2 separate regions of the Homo sapiens genome follow, and region 2 is linked to region 1. A link is an interaction called in ENCODE POLR2A ChIA-PET data of the cell type or tissue named here. Cell type or tissue: A673. All regions are shown on one strand.

Region 1 (2,500 bases):
TCAGGACACCCCCAGGACTCTGCCCCGAGAGAAGCCGGGACTGAGCTCTGGCTATCACCTTCCCACCTGCCCCTCTGCTTGCCCCTGGGGCTGGGGTTTGTCCTAGAGGGGACAGGGAGGGGTGTTGAGAGTGGTCTATCAGGAAGGCCCCGGATGGGGTCACCTCCCAAGTGGAATGCAGTGAGGTGGAGCGGGGAAGGGGGGGTTCCGAGGCGCGGAGGAGGGCGCCTCATCCGTAGGAACAAAGGAAAAGTCGGTTACCAGCTGCTCTGACGTCTCAGCCTCTTTTGCTCAGACCCAAAATAGCCCAGGCCGGATGGCAGCCCCCAGAGGAGGCAGAGCCTGCCTTGCCCGGGAGAGCCCCCCACTCATTGCCATCTTTCCTTGAGACTTCTCCTTAACTCTGTGCCGCCTGTGCCCTAGAACCCCCAACATGAGCCCCCTCCTCTTAGCGAGAGCCTGGGACTCCGCCAGGTCTCAACTGCTCAGCTCACGGGTGGTGACTCAGAACCGGTCCCTATGACTGTGCATGACACCGCAGCAGGAGACGGTGCAGGAGGTGGCCTGCAGGAGCCCAAGGTGTGGAGCAGACAGCTCTGCTGCCCCATGCCCGCCCCACCTGCCAGCAGTGAGAGACCCACTCCCCTGCTCTTTAGAGCCCTCCGTCCCCACCCCACAATCAGCCACCTCCTGACCCTGAGCAGGAACAGCCCACAGAGGGACACACAGTGACCCAGATACCTCTGGGCGCACAGACATCCGTCTCATGCTGCCATCCAACAAATCTCTCAGGCAAGGAGCTCAGCGTGGTGAGCCCTGGGCGTCCCTCTCTCCCTCCTGCCCTTCCTGAGGCAGTCCACCCTGCTCCCACCTGACCCATTTTGCCTTCTGAGGGCGGGGCACTGGCTTAGTTGGTGTGGCACTGACCTGGGTTCATGCACACTTTGGGGCTGTGAAAAGATTTACTCTGGGTTCTTGAAGATGCCAGTGGGCTTGGGGGTGAGGGGTCATAGACCAGGAGGCCGTGCTGGAGGTGAGAAGAAAATCTGACCCCGGGCACCTGGGTGGCCAGCGCTTGCCTCCCTCAAACACCTGATGGCTGCATCCCTGGGGCTCATGGTGAGCCCCCCTCCAGGGAAGGGCACCTATGCCATCAGCCTGGCATCTCTCAGTGTAGTAAACAACATCTCAACAGGAACATGAGGACCGGGTCAGGGGGACCTGTCTGGGGACAGAGTGCGAGCCTGACACACAGGCTCCCAGTGTGGAGGGAGAGGGGTGACTTCCTGGAGCCCTGAGAATGCCCGCCCCGGGGTGCCACATGGCCAGGTGCCAGGGCTGCCAGCTCCTTCCGGAAGCTCTGCCTGCTTGGCCAGCTTGCCCTCCCACAGCGCTGACGACTTAGAGCTGCCATCTGCTCCCCTGGGAGGCGAGGGGAGGGGCGGGGCTGGACCGAGAGGCCTTCCTATTGATCACAGACAGCTTCCTCCTTCCCTCCTTCCTTCCCTCGCTCCCAGAAGCCCAGGGCTGCAGCCAGCCCAGTTGCCTTAGAAAAAAGCCAGTTCGAAATGAAAAAAAATACCTTCTTGGGGCTGGGCGTGGGGGCTCATGCCTGTAATCCCAGCACTTTGGGAGGCCGAGGCGGGCGGATCACCTGAGGTCGGGAGTTCGAGACCAGCCTGACCAATATGGAGAAACCCCATCTTTACTAAAAATACCAAAAATTAGCCGGGCGTGGTGGCGCATGCCTGTAATCCCAGCTACTTGGGAGGCTGACGTAGGAGAATTGCTTGAACCTGGGAGGCGGAGGTTGCAGTGAGCCGAGATGGCACCACTGCACTGCAGCCTGGGTGACAGAGCAAGACTCCGTCTTGAAAAAAAAAAAAAGAAAAAAGAAAAGAAAAAAGGAAAAAAGCCAGTTCGGCTGGGCGCGGTGGCTCATGCCTGTAATCCCAGCACTTTGGGAGGCTGAAGCAGGTGGATCACGAGGTCAGGAGATCAAGACTGTCTTGGCCAACATGGTGAAACCCCGTCTCTACTAAAATACAAAAAATTAGCCGGGCATGGTGGCGCGTGCCTGTAATCCCAGCTACTTGGGAGGCTGAGGCAGGGGAATCGCTTGAACCCGGAAGGCAGAGGTGGCAGTGAGCTGAGATTGTGCCACTGCACTCCAGCCTGGCGACAGAGCAAGACTCCATCTCAAAAAAAAAAAAAAAAAAAGAAAAAAAGAAAAAAAAGGCCAGTTCACCTGGGAAGGGCGGGGCCGATCGCCTCTCCCATCACCCAAGTCTTTCATGGAGACCTGGTCTGGCCGGCCTGGGATGCTGGGTACTGACCCCCCAGTTCCAAGCCGGGGACAGCTGCATTTCCCAAGGCTTCTCGTGAAACCCTCCCGACCCTGGCCCGCCCAGACACTCCTAAGCCCACCAGCCATGAAGGCTGCAGAGGTCCCGTGAGGCCTCCCTGGCAGCAGCCCCTTCCCGAGGCTTGTGGGGCCTGA
Region 2 (2,500 bases), 130 kb after region 1:
GCTCAATGGTGCCCAGGCTGGAGTGCAGTAGCGTGATCTCGGCTCGCTACAACCTCCACCTCCCAGCCGCCTGCCTTGGCCTCCCAAAGTGCCGAGATTGCAGCCTCTGCCCGGCCGCCACCCCGTCTGGGAAGTGAGGAGCATCTCTGCCTGGCCGCCCATCATCTGGGATGTGAGGAGCCCCTCTGCCTGGCTGCCCAGTCTGGAAAGTGAGGAGCGTCTCCGCCCGGCCGCCATCCGACCTAGGAAGTGAGGAGCACCTCTGCCCGGCCGCCATCACATCTAGGAAGTGAGGAGCGTCTCTGCCCGGCCGCCCATTGTCTGAGATGTGGGGAGCGCCTCTGCCCCGCCGCCCCGTCTGGGATGTGAGGAGCACCTCTGCCCGGCCGCAACCCCGTCTGGGAGGTGAGGAGCATCTCTGCCCGGCCGCCCCGTCTGAGAAGTGAGGAGCCCCTCCGCCTGGCAGCCGCCCCGTCTGGGAAGTGAGGAGCCCCTCCGCCCGGCAGCCGCCCCGTCTGGGAAGTGAGGAGCGTCTCCGCCCGGCAGCCACCCCATCCGGGAGGGAGGTGGGGGGGTCAGCCCCCCGCCCCACCAGCCGCCCCATCCGGGAGGGAGGTGGGGGGGTCAGCCCCCTGCCCGGCCAGCCGCCCATCCGGGAGGGAGGTAGGGGGGTCAGCCCCCCGCCAGGCCAGCCGCCCCGTCCGGGAGGGAGGTGGGGGCATCAGCCCCCCGCCCGGCCAGCCGCCCCGTCCAGGAGGGAGGTGGGGGGGTCAGCCCCCCGCCCGGCCAGCTGCCCCGTCCAGTAGGTGAGGGGCGCCTCTGCCCGGCCGCCCCTACTGGGAAGTGAGGAGCCCCTCTGCCCGGCCAGCCGCCCAGTCCGGGAGGGAGGTGGGGGGGTCAGCCCCCCGCCCGGCCAGCCGCCCCGTCCGGGAGGTGAGGGGCGCCTCTGCCCGGCCACCCCTACTGGGAAGTGAGGAGCCCCTCTGCCCGGCCAGCCGCCCCATCCGGGAGGGAGGTGGGGGGGTCAGCCCCCTGCCCGGCCAGCCCCCCCATCCGGGAAGTGAGGGGCGCCTCTGCCCGGCCGCCCCTACTGGGAGGTGGGGAGCCCCTCTGCCTGGCCAGCCGCCCCGTCCGGGAGGGAGGTGGGGGGGGTCAGCCCCCCGCCCGGCCAGCCCCCCCATCCGGGAAGTGAGGGGCGCCTCTGCCCGGCCGCCCCTACTGGGAACTGAGGAGCCCCTCTGCCCGGCCACCACCCCGTCTGGGAGGTGTGCCCAACAGCTCATTGAGAACGAGCCAGGATGACAATGGCGGCTTTGTGGAATAGAAAGGCAGGAAAGGTGGGGAAAAGATTGAGAAATCGGATGGTTGCCGTGTCTGTGTAGAAAGAAGTAGACATGGGAGACTTTTCATTTTGTTCTGTACTAAGAAAAATTCTTCTGCCTTGGGATCCTGTTGATCTATGACCTTACCCCCAACCCTGTGCTCTCTGAAACATGTGCTGTGTCCACTCAGGGTTGAATGGATTAAGGGCAGTGCAAGATGTGCTTTGTTAAACAGATGCTTGAAGGCAGCATGCTCGTTAAGAGTCATCACCACTCCCTAATCTCAAGTACCCAGGGACACAAACACTGCGGAAGGCCGCAGGGTCCTCTGCCTAGGAAAACCAGAGACCTTTGTTCACTTGTTTAGCTGCTGACCTTCCCTCCACTATTGTCCTATGACCCTGCCAAATCCCCCTCTGTGAGAAACACCCAAGAATTATCAATAAAAAATAAATAAATAAATAAATAAATTTAAAAAAAATAAAAAAAAATAAAAAGTCAATCAATTAAAAATAAATAAATAAATAAATAAATAAATAAATAAATAAAAGATTGGGGACAAATAAACACTGTAACCTAATCCCATACATGTTACTGTGGAAACAAAAAGTGAAAATAAAACCTAATTAATGTTCCAATAAAAAAAAAAAAAAAAAAGAAAAAGAAATTCTTCCAGCTTCCTTCCCAGGGCAGTCTTTCTGTGTCTTTTACATTGGGAATTCCTTTTTCTTTCTTTCTTTTTTTTTGAGACCCTGTCTTGCTCTGTCACCCAGGCTGGAGTGCAATGGCATGCTCTTGGCTCACTTCAGCCTCCGCCTCCTGGGTTCAAGTGATTCTCCTGTCTCAGCCTCCCTTGCAGCTGGGATTACAGGCACGTGCCACCACGCCCGGCTATTTTGTATTTTTTGTAGAGATGGGGTTTTGCCATGTTGGCCAGGCTGGTCTCGAACTTTTGACCTCAGGTGATCTGCCCGCTGGGGATTATAAGCGTGAGCCACTGTGCCTGCCCACCCCCCCTTTTTTTTCTTTCTTGAGATAGGATCTCACCCTATTTCCTAGGCTGGAGTGCAGCAGAGCAATCATAGCTGACTGTAGCCTCCAACTCACGAGCTCAAGCAATCCTCCCACCTCAGCCTCCTGAGTAGCTGGGACCACAGGTGCTCACCACCACGCCTGGC

Evidence for each region. ChIA-PET counts read pairs that join two places held together with the same protein. Peaks named below come from ENCODE experiments on the same cell type or tissue, not always from the same donor. Only the 100,000 strongest peaks of a DNase experiment are listed, where the experiment ranks them.
Region 2: POLR2A ChIA-PET joins it to region 1 with 5 read pairs; 7 of 35 experiments call an interaction of 5 or more read pairs at or near these places.

Annotation. Positions count from the first base shown.
Region 1 is chr7:73,706,062-73,708,561 of GRCh38, forward strand. The region is part of intron 3 of STX1A (syntaxin 1A); the gene reads right to left. Among named protein-coding and RNA genes, the nearest start is that of MIR4284, 4.0 kb to the right of the region's middle. RefSeq lists a silencer at 1,030-1,239 and an enhancer at 1,086-1,838. In A673, no CTCF peak of the experiment used is centred here; DNase peaks (open chromatin) are centred at 286, 381 and 1,420; H3K27ac peaks cover 2,339 bases.
Region 2 is chr7:73,835,514-73,838,013 of GRCh38, forward strand. The region is part of intron 5 of METTL27 (methyltransferase like 27); the gene reads right to left. Among named protein-coding and RNA genes, the nearest start is that of METTL27, 5.8 kb to the right of the region's middle. In A673, no CTCF peak of the experiment used is centred here; no DNase peak of the experiment used is centred here.